Regions from separate parts of the Homo sapiens genome. Here region 1 is linked to region 2. Evidence: chromatin loops called from intact Hi-C (ENCODE). Cell type or tissue: CD4-positive, alpha-beta T cell. All regions are shown on one strand. Links, peaks and the distances in the headings refer to the core of each region. The heading gives the core; the rest is flanking DNA.

Region 1 (8,000 bases), core at 1-8,000, 63 kb after region 2:
GTTCCTTAGGCTGAGATGGGAGGATCCCTTGAGCCTGGGAGGTCGAGGCTGCAGTGAGCCATGATCACGCCACTGCACTCCAGTCTGGGTGACAGAGTGTAACTCTGTCTCAAAAAAATAAAAACAAAAAAAGATGTATAGATATATCTATATTTCAAAATAAAACTTTTAAGTTAAAAAAAATTTTTAATGCAAATTCTCAGACTTAACACTACATCCAAGGAGTCGGAAGCTCTCCACACTAACAAGCTGTCCAAGTGATCTGTTTCACTCATTTAAGCTGGGGAGTCACTGATTCAAATGAATCAGCAGAAACCCATTTCTGGCTGCACAGTCAACAACGTAAGCGCTATCCCTAAAGGCTAGCTAGCCATTGGCTAAGCTCGGATCTATCTATCGATTTGCAGCTGATGGCAAACAACTGGATGATTGCATTTCCCAAGTGGGTGTGAATTTCATGACCATACCGGCCCAGGACTTCTACATTTCCTCTAATGAGTACATAAGGTCATTATTAACCCAGTAAGCAATCAGTGTTGCCAATGGGATGGCTTCCCTGGAGGCACACAAATGAGCTTATAAAAAATAGTAATCAGTGTCCCCCCCACCCCCAGAGATTCTGATTCAATTGCTCTAGAGTGGAGCGGGGGGCTGGTCTTTTTTAAAACCTCCCCAGATAATTCTAATAGACAGCCCTGGTATAGACCAGTTGGTCTCTATGTTTAAGAGAAGTAATGAGTCACGAAGACAGGTTTGTGTTAGCCTTCCGATCTCTCACTTTCCCTTTGGAGCAAGCCCAGCAGCTGGGAGGGGGAATGGTTTTGAGACCACAGGGGAAGGAAGGGGCAGGACCACCACATTGGAAGCACTATGTGCAGCCAGGACGGCTGTGGGGCCAGGGCCGGGTATAGTAGGGCTCTGGTGGCTGGCCAGGGAGTAACTGGAGACCACAAACAGCTTCCCTGTTGCCAAGCCATGGCCAGCAGACCCATCAGCTCCACCCTCCTTCCATGAGCTAAGGCCCCAGGGAGCCAAAGATCTTCAATATGTGCTGCCAAGAAGCTCTGAAAAATGCTTTTCTGGCCCCCACAAGAAAACATCAGTCGTGCATTTCTCATGAAACAGGACATGGAAAAATCAGCCTGGGATAGCAATGAGGTCTGCCCAGGGCACGGATCCCCACTGGCTTCCCCAGGCCAAGGAGAACTAGCGGTCAGTCCTGCCCTGTCTGGGTACTGAGGTTGACTTTGGTGCAATCCTGAACTTAACATCAAGGTCAGGGCTCCAGAATGAACCCGGCTCCTCTGCCAACTGAGCTGGCTCAGGGCTATTAGGAAAAAGAAGGCTTAGCCTGCCCACCCTCTCCTCTCACTCGTGAGGAAACTGAGGCACCAACAGAGTAGCGGACTTGTCCAAAGTCTTCCAGCTCTCCTGGGTTAGCCCAGCCGCCCGCACTGCCCCCCACAGCCAAGCTGCCTAAGCCTCACGGTAATAACAGATGCGGTGTGCGGTTTGTGGCTATTTAGCAGCCAGCCAGGCACTTGGTAAACAGTGAGGCTACAACAAGGAAATCCATTTATTCTGGGGAAATTCGTTCATCTGGGAGGTAGGGGAAGAGGAGAGAAAGACTAATGTTTTGGAAAAGAATTTGGAAGATAATTCAGAAAAAAAAGTTTTACAGAGGGAAAGGGAGAAAAAGAAATGAGAATGAGAACCCACATTTCTTGAAGGGTTTTATTTTGTCATGGCAAATGCCACACATTCATTGCAGCTGGGAAACATCTCTTCAAAGGAAAAACACGACTCATGCCCACGGGGTGGCTTAACTCTCCGCCCGGGGGAAGCTGCAGAATCTGGGTTCAGAGCCATCTTTGAAGTGTCTGTCCTTGGGGCAGGCGCCTGTGCGCACCAAGGGGGGAGTCCACCCGACCGCCAGTGAGTCAGTTGTCGCCACAACACTGGTTATGAGGAATAATCACTATCACAACATGAGCCTGGACTCTTTAATTCCGGAAGAGTTTCCGGTAGATTCTTTTCTCTTTGGCCTCTTATTTAGTGAGCAGTGTGCTCATTGCCAGTTTTTCATGTGTCACTTCTGGAAGACAGACACCATGAGGAATTTCACTTCATGGCATGTGGGGAACTTCCTGAATTTGCCCAAATCATTCTGTTGGCATTAGGGCACATGCATTTTATTCAGGTGAGGAGCATTGCAAGAGGCGCTGATGGAATGAAATATTATCATCATCCCTGGTTACTCTAAGAATGCTAAAGTAAAACCCAGGCAGTAAGGGGAAAATAACTATCAAAGCAAAACGAACATACCTATTTTCAGAACGAGAGACTTTAATCCCATAACAATGCTCCTGACAATGCTTTTATTTTTACCCTGTGAAACAGTGATAGGTGCAGTAGAGCCTGCTGTATTTTAAGAAGCTGGGGCAAGGGGGGAGTAGCGGGGTCTGTGCTGTACCTTGGCCAGTTCAAGGTCATTTAAGCATACAAACATTTTAGGGGGAAAATACCAACATTTCTTAAATAAGCTGCTTTAAACAATGAGTTTCTCTTTTTCTCCAAGAATGAATGAGGATGAACAATGTCCCGCCGGCCGTCTCACAGGCTGTGACTGAGACCTTCCCAGCCAGGCAGCAGAGCCCTCTGTCCTTCACTCTTCCTTTCTCTAACGCCCTCGTTTTCTCAACAAAGCGTTGTCATTAGAGGATGGCGGCGAAAGGACACTGCACCTGTGCTCATGTACTATGTGCAGAGACTCCGTGAAGGCGTGGCTTAGTTTGCTTTAAGACATTAGAAAATAACCCACAGTTTGGAAGCAGGGACCCAAGGAAAAACGTTATAAAAAAGAAAGAGGGAGGGAGGGAGGAAGGAAGGAAGGAAAGAAGGGAGGGAGGGAGAGAGGAAGGAAAGAAGGGAGGGAGGAAGGAAGGAAAGAAAAGAAAGGAAAAAAGAAAAAAGAGAAAGAAAGAGAAGAAAGAAAAGCACCTCCCATCCCCAAATTCCACAGACCACGCGGTGGGCCGGCCCGGGCAGCCAGTGCGCTGGGCGAGGACGCTGGCGCCGTGCTGCCCCCTGTCGGCCAGAGACGCCGCTGCAGACACCTTCGCCAGCCGGTGCTCAAGACAGTGGGGACGCGCGTACCACAGGGGTCTCAGCCTGCAGGGTGGGGTTTTTTTTTTTTTTTAGCGTCGGCACACACATTTGAAAGTGCATAAAAGAGAGACATGCATTTGTTAAAGGGGTAGAGGATAAATGGGAGTTTGTTTTTGAGACGTAGTTTTGCTCTGTCACCCAGGCTGGAGTGCAACGGCGCGATCTCGGCTCACCGCAACCTCCGCCTTCCGGGTTCAAGCGATTCTCTTGGCCTTAGCCTCCTGAGTAGCTGGGATTACAGGTGTGCGCCACCACACCCGGCTAATTTTGTATTTTTAGTAGAGATGGGGGTTTCACCATGTTGGTCAGGCTGGTCTTGAACTCCTGACCTCATATGATCCACCCGCCTTGGCCTCCCAAAGTGCTGGGATTACAGGCATGAGCCACTGCACCCGGCCTGGTGTCTTAACAAGAAGGATAGCTGTAGTGAGGATAACTTTCTCTAACATTATACTCCTAATCTTTCTCTAATGTTATAACCCCTTAGATAAATTTTTTAAAAAAGATTTGATGGAGAGAAAGTGATGCGAACAGTACCTTGTGACTGCAGGAGGAGTGTCAGGGTCTGTGGTTCCTGGCTGTATTCCAGGGGGCCTGCCCACCAGCCCCTAGACAATATTTGATGAATGAATGTGACCCTGGGTTTCAATATCGGTCAAGTGGAATAATTAATGGACAGCCCACATGGGAAACAGGTCGCAGTGAATGGGCCATTGCTGAACTGCCCACAGGTAACTGGAAGCTGAACTTGGGCACATTTAGTAAGTAGGGGATATCCTTAGGTACACTGAGAGCCGCCAGTCTTCACAGCTGTATAGCATTTTATCTGACTAGCTGCCTATAGGCGGTCATTCAGGTGACTTCCAGTCTGTATCCCACATCTGTATCCCAAGGTGGCGCTTTTCAAATGAAATCCCTGAAGGGAATTTATTTTCTTGTGATTTCCCCTCTTCCCCAATGTCATCTGCTGAAATTCTGGTACTTGGGTTCTCCACAGGAAAATACCGGCTTCCTTCAGCCGGGGTACCTGAACCGTACCTGCACTGGGCTGCTGGGGAGGGTCTCATGGCCTCTTCGAATGCCGTTGGTGACCTAGGGTGTCTATTTGAAAGTTACTTGACCTCCTGTCCCCTGTTCTCCCTACTCTCCTTTACTCTCTGCTATGGTCTGTGTCCCTCCAACAGCTCATGTGTTAAAAACTCAGTTGCCATGGTAACAGTGTGGGAGGCGGGGCCTTGAAGAGGTGACTGGGTCAGGAGGGCTCTGCCATCCTTGGAGGGGTTCCTGGTAAAAGGATGAGTTCCGCCCTTCCCTCTCTGTCACTTGCTTCCACCTTCCAGCGTGGGACGACTCTCACCAGATGCCAGCACCAGACCCTTGGGCTTTCCAGCCTCCAGAGCCATGAGCCAAATCAACTTGTACTTTTTTTTTTCTTTTTTTGAGACAGAGTTTCACTCTTGTTGCTCAGACTGGAGTGCAATGGCATGATCTCAGCTCACTGCAACCTCCACCTCCCCAGTTCAAGTGATTCTCCTGCCTCAGCCTCCCGAGTAGCTGGGATTACAGGTGTGTGCCACCACGCTCAGCTAATTTTGTATTTGTAGTAGAGCTGGGGTTTCTCCGTGTTGGTCAGGCTGGTCTTGAATTCCTGACCTCAAATGATCCACCCACCTCAGCCTCCCAAAGTGCTGGGATTACAGGCGTGAGCCACCACGCCTGGCCAACTTGTACTCTTTATAAATTACCCGCTCTGTGGTATCTGTGATGGCAGCAGAAAATAGCCTAGGACACTCCTTGTCCTTTTCTTTGTTTACCTCCCGACTACAGCTATCCATAGAGTTGTTTACTGTAAAATAAATTAGGTGTAGTTTCTTAAATTGTCCAGAGGAAAGGAGTTAAAGAAGAAAGTAACAAGGCCTAAAAATAAATTATTGCACATTATTCATAACCTAGAGAAAAGTTATCTTTAGACGACTACCAAAAATTGGAAAACATAAGCTGTTAAAAAATATTCAGAGTACTGTACTGGTAGGTGTTTATCTTTGGGGTTTCTTTTTTTTTTTTTTTTTTTTTTTTAGACAGAGTTTTGCTTTTGTTGCCCAGGCTGGAGTGCAGTGGCGCGATCTCAGCTCACCGCAACCTCCGCCTCCCAGGTTCAAGTGATTCTCCTGCCTCAGCCTCCCAAGTAGCTGGGATTACAGGCATGTGCCACCATGCCCGGCTAATTTCGTATTTTTTTTTTTTTTTTTTTTTAGTAGAGATGGGGTTTCTCCATGTTGCTCAGGCTGGTCTTGAACTCCTGACCTCAGGTGATCCACCCACCTCGGCCTCCCAAAGCGCTGGGATTACAGGTGTGAGCCACTGCGCCCAGCCTGTCTTTGGGGTTTCATCATAAATGAATGACGTATATCTTAAACTTCAATAAACCTCAGTGTTCTTACAACATATTTCTTAATATATCAATCTGACTTTTAAAAACTTGCTGAGCAACCCAATTGACTTTATTTTTGGCATTTTTGTTTTTAAAGCTAAAGAGAAACAAACATTATGCCACAAAGTAAGTGAAAAAATATTTTTGTATTCTGGAAGCTGAATGTTGTTTTCTAACAGCACACTGGGTGGGACTTGGGCTAGACGGAACCAGAGAGGTCCAGGATGACTCCTGGCTCTACTATTTCCTGTCTGTCACCTGGGGCCAATACCTTCATCTTTCCAGGTCTGGGCTCCTCACCAGGAGCACAAACCAGCCATGGAGTCGCAGGAACTCTGAAAATCCATCCAGATGTCTGCAGTGCCTCTTCAGGAAGCCCCAGAGCCTTTAAGAGCAAACGGTGCCCTTCAACCAATGCCCTTGGTATGTCCCAGGCTGTTGTTTGTGCTGAAGCTTCATTTCCTCAGTATCTGCTTTTTTCTCGTGGTTGGAGAAATTCCCTTTCTGCTCTCAACTTAAAAACTAACATGTCTTTGAAATAAGGAATATGTGCACATGGCAGAAAACTTTAACAGATACAAGAGTAAAAAGTAGGTCTCCTCCCCAACTCCAGCCTCCAGAGACCCTCATAAGACGCACACAGAACCCACGTTCTAAGGATGCCTGTGTGCGTGTATGTGTAGGCGCTGAACACAGAATGTGTCATATGTACATATTACGTCATATTTTCCCTTTTAACGTAGAAATGGCAGCATGCTATATACCCCTTTCCCCGCTTTGTATTGGTGAGTGATTGATCCACTTATGACTTTTAGAGCTGCCTCATTCTTCCTTATAGTGTATAATATCTAACTCGGTGCCTGTTGGTGGATGTTTAGGTAGCTTCCAATCTCTTGCCATTGCAGCAGTGAACACATATCCTTGTACACATATCATTTGGCACGTGGGCAAGTGTGTCTGAAGGGGAAATGCTAAGTTAAAGGGTGTGTGAATTTAAAATCTTGATATTTAACACCAAATCGCCCTCCATAAAAGCTGTGCTGATTCATACCCCTGTACTTGGATGAGAATGCCTTTCCTTCACAACCTTGCCAACGTAGCCTGCTGGGTGCCAGGAAAAAAAAAAAAAAAAAGGGCTTCTTAGTATAGTCTCCACATGCACTTCACTGATGCCTGATGCTAGCGTTGCTTTCTGTGTCAAGCGTTTGAGTCATTTGACCTTCCTTCCCCGGGAACAGTCCCGATCTTTGCTCATCTTTCCATGATGTCACTGGTCCTTTTCTTTTCTTTCTTTCTTTTTTTTTTTTTTTTTTGAGACAGAGTCTCGCTCTGTCATCCAGGCTGGAGTGCAGTGGTACAATCTCAGCTCACTGCAAGCTCTGCCTCCTGGTGCCCACCACCACTCCTGGCTAATTTTTTTTTTTTTTTTTGTATTTTTAGTAGAGATGGGGTTTCACCATGTTAGCCAGGATGGTCTCGATCTCCTGACCTCATGATCCTCCTGCCTCGGCCTCCCAAAGTGCTGGGATTACAGGCGTGAGCCACCGCACCCGGCCGTCACTGGTCCTTTTCTTACTGATTTGTGGGAGCTCTTTAGGAATGAGCTCTTTGTGACTTGGGTTGCAAACATTTTTTCCCAGTTTGCCCTTGTATTTTTCTTATTTTACTTTACCAAGAAGAAATGGTGTGTAATTATGTAACTTCATTTCTCAATCTTGTCTTCTGTGACTTTTGGGGACTGTGAGCAGCTAAATAGGGCCTCCTCCACTCCAAGATTATAAATATAATTGCTTGTGTTTTTCTCTGCTTTTGTGGTTTTTTTACATTTAAATGTTTGATTCATCTGGAATTCATTTTCACAGAGGAGTGAGGCCCAGGCTGTCCCAACACCATTTACTGAATGACCCAGGTCTCCATTCCATCCGTATGGAAAGCCACCTTCCAAATGCCTATTGTAAAACTTATCCACCTAAAGTGATCCTTGCTGTGCCCATCAGTACTCCTGACGTTCAGTCCATCTCCCTATCTGTCTTTCTCAGCATTCTCTCTGACTGCTGTGCCTTTAGGGCGTGGTGGCTTGGGCCTGTAATCCCAGCACTTTAGGAAGCCAAGGCAGGCAGATCACTTGAGGCCAGGAGTTCGAGACCAGCCTGGCCAACATGGCGAAACCCTGTCTCTACTAAAAATACAAAAATTAGCTGGGCGTGGTGGCATGCACCTGTAATCCCAGCTACTCCAGAAGCTGAGACAGGAGAATTGCTTGAACCCAGGAGATGGAGGTTGTAGTCTGCCAAGATCATGCCACTGCATTCCAGCCTGGGTGACAGAGCAAAACCCTGTCTCAAAAGAAAGAAAGAAAGAAATACCACCTGACCCTGTGCCCAGCCTGCAGGTGGGCACT
Region 2 (11,148 bases), core at 3,149-11,148:
CTCTTTACCAAAGGGCACTGAAACACACAATTGACTGGACAGGTCCACGCGCCATGACAAAACTATAATCAAGTTATTAAAACTAAAGAGGAGTGGGAAAGGAATGCCTTGGTAAGTAAAAAGGCATCTATATTTAATAACTTTTATCCAGATGGCAACATATTTGCAAAATTTGCCCAGATCCTATTACAATACTAAAAATAGAAAATTTCACCTCCATATTCCTGAGGTGTAATTTCATTAGACTAGTTTTAGTTTAAAAAGACCTTCTTCAGATTGGACCAAATAATACTTATAAGATCAGCAGAATGTTGAATATTAGCTCACTGGGGTGGGGAGAAGCCACTACCATTTTTTAGGTGATGGGGATGCCACTGAGTTGCAACGGCTAGACCTTTTCAGGGTGGTTGTGTCCATGTTTGCCTGATTGGATGCTTATTCACTTTGTGTTTTCTTTTGTTTTATTTTGTCCAATTTTGTCTTTAGCTGTGTTTATTAACTTCTCCGGTCTTGTTTTGTTTTAATGCTCTTGGCCCAGTGGGTGTCAAGAACACTGGCTTAATTCAAGTCAGTTGATTTTTTTTCTATTAAAACTGTTGTTAAAATATTTTTTAAAACAAAAACATTATTTGTGCCCTCTTTTATATATGTCAAAGGGACACTGTCAAGTATTTCATTTTTAGATTTTTGTTTTATAAAATTTCTGTTGTTCATATAGTATCCTTTAACCTCTAGTTTTCCATACATCCTTTGTTTGTTTCTCATTTTATTTTCCTTGACCCATTTATTTCCCAAGGCACAATCACTAAAGACTTTGTACTTTCACAGTCTGTTAATGTGGTAGCACCTGTAACTGTGTTCTTGTTCTGTTAAAAGGATTGATTTGCTTTTATAGTCCTTGTGCTGGATGAGTGGCTGCCTCAGTAGCAAAACTACCTGACAGTATTTGACAGTGTCCTTTCCAGCACCATTATTTGGGTCTTTCAGGGTGGCCATCTCTGTTAGAAGACAGTAGCATGTTAACATCACTGCATTGAGTTTTTGTCTGGTGTAAAGTATGACTTTTAATGTAAACAAACTGCAGGTTTTTTTCAAACTAATTTTAAGAATTTAGTCTTATTTCGTTGTAAACTGTGTATCTAATTATATTACATTACTCTGTTCAGATGGGATGGTTACTACCACTTGTCCATGATTTTCATTTGAAAAGCAAGTATCTATATCATTTCCCCCCAGTCAGCATTATTTAACACTCCCCTTAACTGTCTTTGAACTTTCTCTTTTAACAAAAATGTCAAGTCTTTATAGTTGTAATATCACCATGTTTCCCATTTCTGTTAATACTTCTATGAACCCCTAAAGTATTGAAGGGAACTAGCTGTCAGTTTCAAGGATTACAAGTTTGAGTCTCCTAGTATTCAACATCATTCTGAACCCTGAAATAATATTTTTCTCTGTTAAACAATTTTTATCTGTTTGCCACCTCTGTTGTTAGAGGTGGTTGTCAATTGACCTTACTAAGTTAGCTGTCTTTGATGAGGAATTATTGTTATTGGTTCCTGAATAAAACATTAACCTTTTAAGTCAGAAGGAACCTCGGTACTTCTTAAGGTTTGTTTGTGTTTTCTAAAACCAGAGAATAAGGAACTGATTTGGCTATGAGGTTTAACATTATAATTTTCTGTAAGCTTTCCCACAAAAAAACATTGTTGATTTGAGGATATAATAATGTTTTAATCTTTTTAAAATATAAGTGGTTATTCTCTGACTTGGTAACTATGTTCTGAAAACACTGCATTTAAGAATTTTTAAAAATTGGTTTTCTAAAATTAAAATGTCCAAATTAGGCATATTGCTGAGCTCAAATTGATGTGAAATGCCATGGTTCCAGTTGAATTTTAAGCATATTTTCATTTAGATATAAAATATATGAAGTATGCTTTGTTGATTATAGTGAGAACCCATGACATAGTTAACCAAAGAATATGTTTGGTTCAAATAAAAATAGAAGCTTAATACTGGGCATTCATACTTTTTAAAGAGAATGAATGAAGAAATCGGTTTCCTGCTGTAGTTCTCTATGGGTAAGTCTTAGTAAAGACGAGAATGCTGAAGTCGGCCGTGGCGATTCCCTCCTAGGAACTGGGAGGTGTGGCTTGCCCATTACCCGCTTGAAGCTCACATCTTTACCCTCCTCTCCCACTGTGGTTTGATCTTCACCTATTCCCAGGCCCTCCCAGCAATTGGAGAGGTGTCTTTTTTTTTGGTTTTGGTTTTTTTTCTCCCCGTCTGCATTCTTAGGCCTCTTAGCTATTAGGAACTGTCAGATACATACTAGTAGCTAATTTTCCTAGCCTGAAATTATATACTGCATCTGCACTATGTACCTACTAGGGATCTGACCTCAAGTGTTTTCTGAGCCCAGGCTTCCTGGTGTGGTGTCTTTTACCACATAAAATTATTACAAATTGCAAATGTTGGTATTGTGATTTGATTATCTGTACAAAGAAAGAAGCTCTATGCAGTGAGTTTGTGGTTTAATGGTCACAAAAATGTTAGCACTGCTACCACTCAGCACGTGTAAAATTTTTTAAATTTATAAATATTAAAATTTTAAACTTACACTAAGACTTTTCAGTTTTATTTAAAGACCCAGGGATGAGTGTACTGTTTAAATATTTACCTCTATTAACATAACTAATGAAGGTATAAAATTGCATTTAGTTTTTCAGAAGATGCTGCAATATGATTTTAGGAAATAAGGCTATGTATTGAGCCAGTTATAGGCTGAATATCAGGTTGATAAAATTTTATTTGTATTTTTAAAATTCATAAATGGGAGTTAAAATGTGTCTTTTCACTAAATATTTTTATTACATTTTTGTTTTGACCATGTGTGATTTGTTCATGGGTATTTAGCTAGACTCTTTTATGAAATGCATTGAAATGGTGCTAGTTTGTTTACCATTATAGGAAGATTGACACTGGGGACATTACACGGTCCTAAAATAATTTTAAATTTAAAAAAATGAAGACATCTGTACAGATAAAAATCAAGATTTGCATCACCTTCTGGGAGAACCCGTGGTACTCACAGAATATCCAGTATTAGAAATATAAAAATTTTGTCTATATTTTATAATATTTATCTCAGCCCACAGTCTTAGAAACAGTTTCACAGTTACTAGTTAAGTCATTATCTTTGGTGCATATTTAGTAAATACTTTTAGCAAGTCATTCTTTTTGGCCTTTCAGGGAAAGTGGTGAATTACCATATTACTGTGTGCTAGATAGATCCACCCTTTGCCCAGTGTTAAATCTTGTAAACATATGAAGTGAAAAGTTAATTTTTAAAGAAAATGCATCTTTAAAATGTTCATTTTTAACCTGAATTTGCTTTGAATATTCTTTGATTTGTAATGTTGTTATTTAGCTTATATTGAGATTTATTCCACTCCAAAGGTGGATAAAGAAAAGTTGTTTAAGAAAACCAATTAGAGTGTATTTTGAATTTTTGTTTCTTTCATTACCAAGTGTGGGGCCATACACACAGGCTAATCATCTGTCATTTGAGACCCACAGATGATTTCAAAGGTCCCAAATAAATACACATCTATAACTGTTTTTTAAAAGACATCTTTAATGGTGCTCTCCAAAAATACAATTCGGTTGCTTATGAGTGATGCCTTTGACAGGCTGATTAGATTATAAAACAGTTTTGTTTTTTTAAACATAGGGTCTCAGATTGAGTCTTGTGCATTCTATGTAATCTCAAATGGCAGTTCAGTTTGACTTTCTTTTAAAACTAAGTGGAAATGGTATATTTGGTGAAACTAATGAAAGAATCTTTTGCTGGGAAATTCCATACAGCACCCCCAGCAGCATCCTGTCTCAGTCTGGCGTATAATTCAACCTCCTACTGAGTGTCCCTGTAAATTATTTTTAATATATAGCATGAGAGTGAACTGAGGTAAGTCATTGATGTTTCCCAGAGATGATGAATGAACAAAAGCAAATAGGATCTGCTAAACATTTTTATTCCCACAGTAGTGAGCAGTTTTGTTCTTGTTTTGATAATGTTCATTTCTGCCTAATCTTAGGCTTCAAATACACCTTTAAGAAAGCCCAAGATGTATTGAGTAGTAGAACTTCTTATTTGTACACCTGTTTATAACTGCACTGCCCTGGATGTTATGGTTATTTCTAAGGACTGACCTGGTAAAGCTACTTGAACTGGTAGACTGCAGGGTAGAGGCAGACCTAGATTCAATGTCTAACTAAGCTGCTTAGGGCTTACATTAATTTCCACAGGTCTGTTATCCATATCATGAGTTTATAAGTGTTCCTCCCAAAGAAAAAATTTAAAAGTGATGGATGAAATATAATAGTAGATGCTCAATAAATTCCATTGTATTTAAAGATTATTTCTGAAAACAGATTTCATTTCATTAGACAAATGTATCATAACACTAAGTCTGATACCTAATAGTCAATTGCTTTTAAATACATGCTGTAATATCTTCATATTGATACTACGTTATAGCCCTAACCACAACCACCCTAGGGATATTGGGGTAGACTTCACCATATTATTTACTGTACTTTTTTTTAAAAAATGAGAAAATGGATCTATTTATGTTAACTATCTTAGTCTGTTCTATTTAATTCAACTATCTTACTCTGTGCTATTAGAATACCTGAGACTGAAGAACAGAAACTTACTTCTTTCATTTCTGGAGGCTGCCCTTTGACTTCCATCATGTGGAAGAGGCAAGCAAGCCATCACCAGATGGTGGCGAGAGAGAATCAACTCCCTCCTTCAAGCCCCTTTGTAATGGGACCTAATTTTATTCATTAGGGAGGAACTCTCTTGGCCTAATCACCTCTTAAAGGCCCCACCTCTTCATACTGGCACATTGGCAACAATTGAATTTTGCAAGGGAGCTATTCAAACCACAGCAACAAGGATTTTATTTTCTGCTGAATAGGCACCTATTATTTCTACAACAATGAAAAAATCCTGGCCGGGCGCGCGGTGGCTGACGCCTGTAATCCCAGCACTTTGGGAGGCTGAGGCGGGCGGATCACGAGGTCAGGAGATCGAGACCACCCTAGCTAACACGGTGAAACCCTGTCTCTACTAAAAATACAAAAAAAAAAAACAAAAAGCTGGGCGTGGTGGCGGGCAGCTGTGGTCCCAGCTACTCGGGAGGCTGAGGCAGGAAAATGGCGTGAACCCGGGAGGCGGAGCTTGCAGTGAGCCGAGATCGCGCCACTGCACTCCAGCCTGGGCGACAGAGCGAGACTCCGTCTCAAAAAAAAAAAAAAAAAAAAATCCTAACGGTGATTCCCAAAGTGAGTTTAATTAGTAATTTTTTAAAATAATTGTTGTTAAATAGTTTTGATAAATAAAACAGGTTTCTTTAGTGCATTAAGTTGAAGGCTTTAATACATTAATGCCTATGGTGAAACTCAGAAGAAGAGTTTAATCAGATTTTCCTCATTTTACTTTATACAGTCTTTTCTCAAAGTACCTTACAGGACTAGAAATCTAAGGAATGTCCTTTGCAACATGCTTAGGATAATTCGAATAACTCTGTGATAAAGCACTCAATGGAAGAAAAACAAACACCTGAATCTGTTTTTGTACTTACAGGTAATTTGTTGTTGTTTTAAGAAAAACTGAGTCTAGTGTGGTTTGTTTTGTTTTGTTTTTTTGAGACAGAGGCTCCCTCTGTCACCCAGGCTGGAGTGCAATGGCGTGATCTTGACTCACTGCAACCTCCACCTCCCGGGTGTAAGCGATTCTCCTGCCTCAGCCTCCCAGGTAGCTGGGAATACAGGCGTGTGCCACCACACCGGGCTAATTTTTGTATTTTTAGTAGAGATGGAGTTCCGCCATGTTGACCAGGCTGGTCTCAAACTCCTGACCTCAGGTGATCTGCCCACCTTGGCCTCCCAAAGTACTGGCGTGAGCCCTGCACCTGGTCCCAAGTCTGGTTTACTTTCTTTTTTACACCATTTCTGAAGAGAAGCAAGACGAACAAAAATCACTGGTGAATACACAAAAGGAATAATTCCTGAATTGAAGACATCCTTCATATCCAATTTAACTGGACAAGTAATTTCCCCTTTAATGAGAATAAGTACTCCTTTGATATTTTACATGTTTATGATTTGCAAAAACCATTAAATTACAGTGCATAGGTTTCACCAGGAAAATATGAATCTTACTGTATTACTCTCATGCTGTCTGAGCAATCAGGTCTAGTGAAGGTACAAAAAACTCTGACATCTGTGGTCACTTTCATAGTAAAAATAGTATATAGTAAAATACATGAAGATAACATGTCTTACATGCTATTAAAGCAATGTCAGCTTTGAAAGAAAATGATCTACTGTTTCAGACTCAATTTGACTGAATGTAAACTTCTGTTAAAGTAGTTATAAGCTAGGGCAGTCTTATTTACTGAACACCACCTCCATAAAAAATGCACTCATAAAAGTTGGTTATTGTTTCTCAGTTTGTGTTAAATTTCTTTTAGTTTTTTAAATATATTTTCTTCCTGTTCCTTTTCCAGAATACACCTGATCTTGAAATATTTGGTTAATAGACTTGTCATCAATTCAAAACAAAGTCAAAATGTAGCATGGGTTATTATAAACTGGAAACAGTTCTTAAAATAGAAATTATAGTACACCCAATGTTATAAACCTGTTTCATTAACTACTTACTGAATAGCATCATTTGCCAGCTGAACAGTTTATATCCTTACCTTATACCAGAAAGGATTTTCACATTGCTCAGCAGAATATATAAAATTTAGCAAGATCATGAAATTGGTAAAGAAAATGGAGGAAAGAGAGGGTAGAAGCATAATACAGATTGATTTCTTGGGGAATTGGAAACAAATACTTTGTATCACTTATAATTTGGTAGCTGCTAAAACGTAAGGGAACCTTTCAATAATCAGTGCCTGTATGTGCAAGATAATTAAGGTGTTGTTGACAAAAATCATACATACTTACGGCGCTTGATGTCTAAATACATATATTGACCAACTCATTCAAAACTGAAGACTCTGAAAGACTAACAAGTTTTAAAGGTTCCCCCCCGCTACCGCCAATCCTGTCAATTTTACCAAAGCCTCAATTTGATGTCAACATTTAAAGTCAACGATTTGATTTAAAAAGACTGAGCAGACAATCGACCAATGAAGCCTTGACTTTGAAAATCTACGTGACTCAGTGCAAAATAGTGGGTTTAACTTTAATTAGGATCTTAATTTTTTTTTTTTTAGATGTTGCCTTGCTCTGTCGCCCAGGCTGGAGTAGCTGTGGTGCGATCTCGGCTCATTGTAGCCTCTGCCTCCCGGGTTCCAGCGAGTCTCCTGCCTCAGCCTCCTGGGTAGCTGGGATTACAGGCGCACGCGACCACGGCCAGCTAATTTTTGTATTTTTTAGTAGAGACGAGGTTTCACCATGTTGGTAAGGCTGGTCTCGAACTCCTGACCTCAGGTGATCCGCCCGCCTCGGCCTCCCAAAGTGTTGGGATTACAGGCGTGAGCCACCGCGCCCTGCCAGGGCCTTCATTTTTTTTGTTGTTGTTGTTTTTTTGCTACCATTCTTGGGGGCGGCTGATGAGACAAGCGAAGGAACGACTCCAGGCTGGAGACGGCCCTCAGTGTTGTAAACGCGGGATTGAGACGCTGCGGGGAGATGGCCTGCCTTGCGCAAGGGCCTGGGCGGGAGGGCCTGCGCCTGCGCTAGCGAGACTGGCTAGCCACTCCCACTGCACACGGCGAGTCTGGGCGACTGCGCACGCGCGGCTGGTGAGTGGCGGGTTCGGGCGCAGCTGTAGGGTTGGCTGCGCGCCGCCGAGGCGTTTTGGACTGGGTTAGGTGCCTTTTGTGTGTTTGTTTCTCACCTTTTTTCCAGGGTGGTAGTGGTGGAAGAGTTTAATTAGCAGTGGCTGGCGGATTCCTGAGGGAAGGAGCTGGCGCCGGCCTGAGAGTGGATCCTGGTTGCTGTGTTAGGCGCTGTTGGGCCTCGCGTCCCGGTCGCCGGAAGGCGCCGCGTCCTGTGCCGCGCACGTTGGCGCCCGGGCCTTAGGCAGCCTTGGTGCTGACGGGGAAATTAACCCCCAGGCTACGGCAGCGCGTGGAGGCCTCCCTTCCCTCCGAGTAGAAACAGGACTCGGCCTGCTGTCCTTTTCATCTTTGCCCTCAGAAGTTCGCTGATGGAGTTTGCGAAATGCCCAGGCCTGACTGTCCGCTCCTGGAGGGCGGGCACCCGCGGCGCCTGTCGCTGGGGCTTCTGAGGCAGGTCCCTTGCAGGATGCGGGTGCTGCGAGGTGGAGTAGACTAGGACGCGGGCGGCTTTACTGCGAAACGGGCAGTAGCTTCGGAGGTGCAGAAGAAGTGCTGGGACGATAGCGGGTCCCTACCGGGAGGGAGCCACATGTCAGACAGGAAGGCCTTCCTTATAGGGGTTGTGGTTACATGGGGCGTACATCACAACGTCGCACTGCACACGTACGACCTGCATTTCATTGTAAGCATTACCTCCTTTTTAAAGTTAATTTAAAAACAGGATAAATAGAATTCTGGAAAGCAAGAAGGAAGGAACTGTTTGAGGCAGGGGGACTCAAAGATGAAAACAGAATGAAAACCTTTGGCCCTTTTCTGGACGTAAATTGGATTAAGGGGAGAATCATCCAGCAATTTATAAAAAGTATTTGGAGAATATCTAGGCCTTACCCATTCATAGAGGGAGCCTTGCTCTCCTGCGGTTTACTGGAGTCTGGGATGGCTCCTAGGTTAATGCTCTTTGCTCTGAATCACACTATCTTAACCTAATTTCACACAAGAATGAATGTTGAAATTACAGTATGGTGGTTTTGCCCTAAGTAAATTTGATAACATGGAAATTGAGTAATTTTATCCAAAAAGAGACTAACCACAGCCCCTGAGAAGCCAGCTAATCCCTGCTTATGCTGCAAGCTAACGTGTCCGCCCCTTTGCTCATGCTGTTCCATCTTTCTGAAGTCTTCACTCTTCATCCTTACCTTTTCCTGAGGCCGAGTTGAAGCTCCACCTGCTCTTTCACTCCTCTCCCCACTCAGGCCCTCCACTCTGATCCCATGGCGTGAATGGTGCTTCTCTATAGAGGGCCTCCACCTTACCGTTGGTGTTCGCCATGTGTCTGCCTAACCTAGAATTTCTCAACTGCAGCTTGTAGGGCGGGATACTTCTTTAATGTGGAGGGCTGTCCTGTGAATTTTAAGTTCAGCAGCCTCTACCCACCTGATGCCAGTAGCACCCTCCTTCCCATTTACGGCAACCAAAAATGTCTCTAGGCATTGCCAGATGTTCCCCTTAGCGACAAAAGGGCTCCTCATTCTGTGAGAACTGCTGATTTAGAGTCTGAGCCACATAAGGTCCAAGGTCAGCTTAATAATAATATAATTTCAATATAATCCATAGGTACAAGTTTTAAAATCTAAAGAAAAAAATTTTTTTTACTGCCACTTGTGGGGCAGGGCCAGCCATAGACAGTGTGCCCAGAGTAGCCAGAAAAAATTTAAAAATAATAATAATATAACACAGTACTTCCCAGCTCTTTTGGATTTGAAAAATCTCATAAACCCCCTTAGAAATTTTAAAAACAATAAAGATATGATAAAATAGTGATTTAAAAAATAGTTAAAAATAGGTTCATTTAATTTAATTTTTTTTTTTTGAAATGTAGTCTCACTCCTGTCATTCAGGCTGGAGTGCAATGGCGAGATCTCAGCTGACTGCAACCTCCATCTCCTGGGTTCAAGCGATTCTCCTGTCTCAGCCTCCTGAGTAGCTGGCGCTATAGGTGCCTGCCACCACACCTGGGTAATTTTTGTATTTTTAGTAGAGACAGGGTTTCACCATGTTGGCCAGGCTGATCCCGAATTCTTTACCTAAGGTGATCTGCCCGCCTCGATCTCCCAAAGTGCTTGGATTACAGGCGTGAGCCACCACTCCCGGCCATTTCATTTAATCTTTGATGTTTATCTTGCTAACAGATTTCAGTTTTCCTCATTAGAAGAAGTGATGCACTTTTGAACTCACTTTAACAATGTAGGAAACTTCTACGATTCCTAAAATTGCAGCCCCCTATGCTCTCCATGTGTTCCTCCATTAATCTTATTGTCATCTAACATTTATTTCATATGTATTGTTTTAGTCTGTCTTTTCCTCTCTAGAATGTAAGCTCCAAGAGAATAAGGACTTTGAGACTCATCACCAAGAACAGTGCTTTCTACAGGGTAGAAAATGATTATCAAAGGAATGGATTTGGTACTCTTTATACTTTCATTTTGGGATCAAATTCTTATATAGATTGGAATTTAATTGCCTTTTACAGCTATGAAAGGCGACAATTTTATTAAATTGCTCTTTGGAATTCCTTGTTTTGCATTTATAGTCAACTGGTTCCTTTTTGGTTTTCATGTTTTATTTCTAAGTGATTAACAAGTTACAGGCTGTTATTTAAAAGCCCTTCTTCAGTGACGCAGCTGTGGAAAGTACTAATAAAAATGGAATTGGCTGGGCATAATGGCTCATGTTTGTAATCTTAGCACTTTGGGAGAACAAGGTGGGTAGATCACTTGAATCGAGGAGTTCAGGACCAGCCTGGGCAACATGACGAGACCCCCGTCTCTACAAAAATTAGCTGGACATGGTAGTGTGCATCTGTAGTCCCAGCTACTCAGGAGGCTGAGCTGGGGTAATTGCTTGAGCTGGGGAATTTGAGGCTGCAGGGAGCCACAATCGCACCACTGCACTCCAGCCTGGGCAGCAGAGTGAAACCCTGTCTCAAAAAAAAAAAAAAATTTATATGTCAAGGATAAATATATATGCATATGTGTGTATGTATGTGTCTGCATATGTATATGGACACACTCATATACACACACAAACACACTTTTATTTTTCTTTCAGTTCTAGGCAGTATTGTGGTGCAGCCTTTTTTAAGGAACTTGTACTCTTCGATTTTGCCAGGCAATATTGGCTTTTACTAGTTGCCTGATTTTTCTCCTGAATGAAAAGAACTCACAGTTCTGAAATACCAAATTGAAACCTTTTAGTTGTTTGCAGATCATTTTGCCAT

Evidence for each region. A loop is a pair of places that touch in the nucleus more often than their neighbours do. Peaks named below come from ENCODE experiments on the same cell type or tissue, not always from the same donor. Only the 100,000 strongest peaks of a DNase experiment are listed, where the experiment ranks them.
Region 1: it touches region 2 in a loop (5-fold over the local background); 44 of 110 quality-filtered maps call a loop at or near these places.

Annotation. Positions count from the first base shown.
Region 1 is chr13:20,707,873-20,715,872 of GRCh38, reverse strand. The region is part of intron 1 of IL17D (interleukin 17D); the gene reads right to left. Among named protein-coding and RNA genes, the nearest start is that of IL17D, 8.2 kb to the right of the region's middle. In CD4-positive, alpha-beta T cell, for the core only: CTCF peaks have their summits at 2,892 and 3,091 (motif pointing left); a DNase peak (open chromatin) is centred at 3,072.
Region 2 is chr13:20,770,605-20,781,752 of GRCh38, reverse strand. It overlaps EEF1AKMT1 (EEF1A lysine methyltransferase 1), which reads left to right and starts at 7,792. Exons shown (of 5, transcript NM_001318939.2): 1 at 7,792-7,832. It overlaps XPO4 (exportin 4), which reads left to right. Exons shown (of 23, transcript NM_022459.5): 23 at 1-4,424. RefSeq lists an enhancer at 8,218-8,437. In CD4-positive, alpha-beta T cell, for the core only: no CTCF peak of the experiment used is centred there; DNase peaks (open chromatin) are centred at 7,782, 8,122 and 8,452; H3K4me3 peaks cover 1,897 bases; H3K27ac peaks cover 2,251 bases.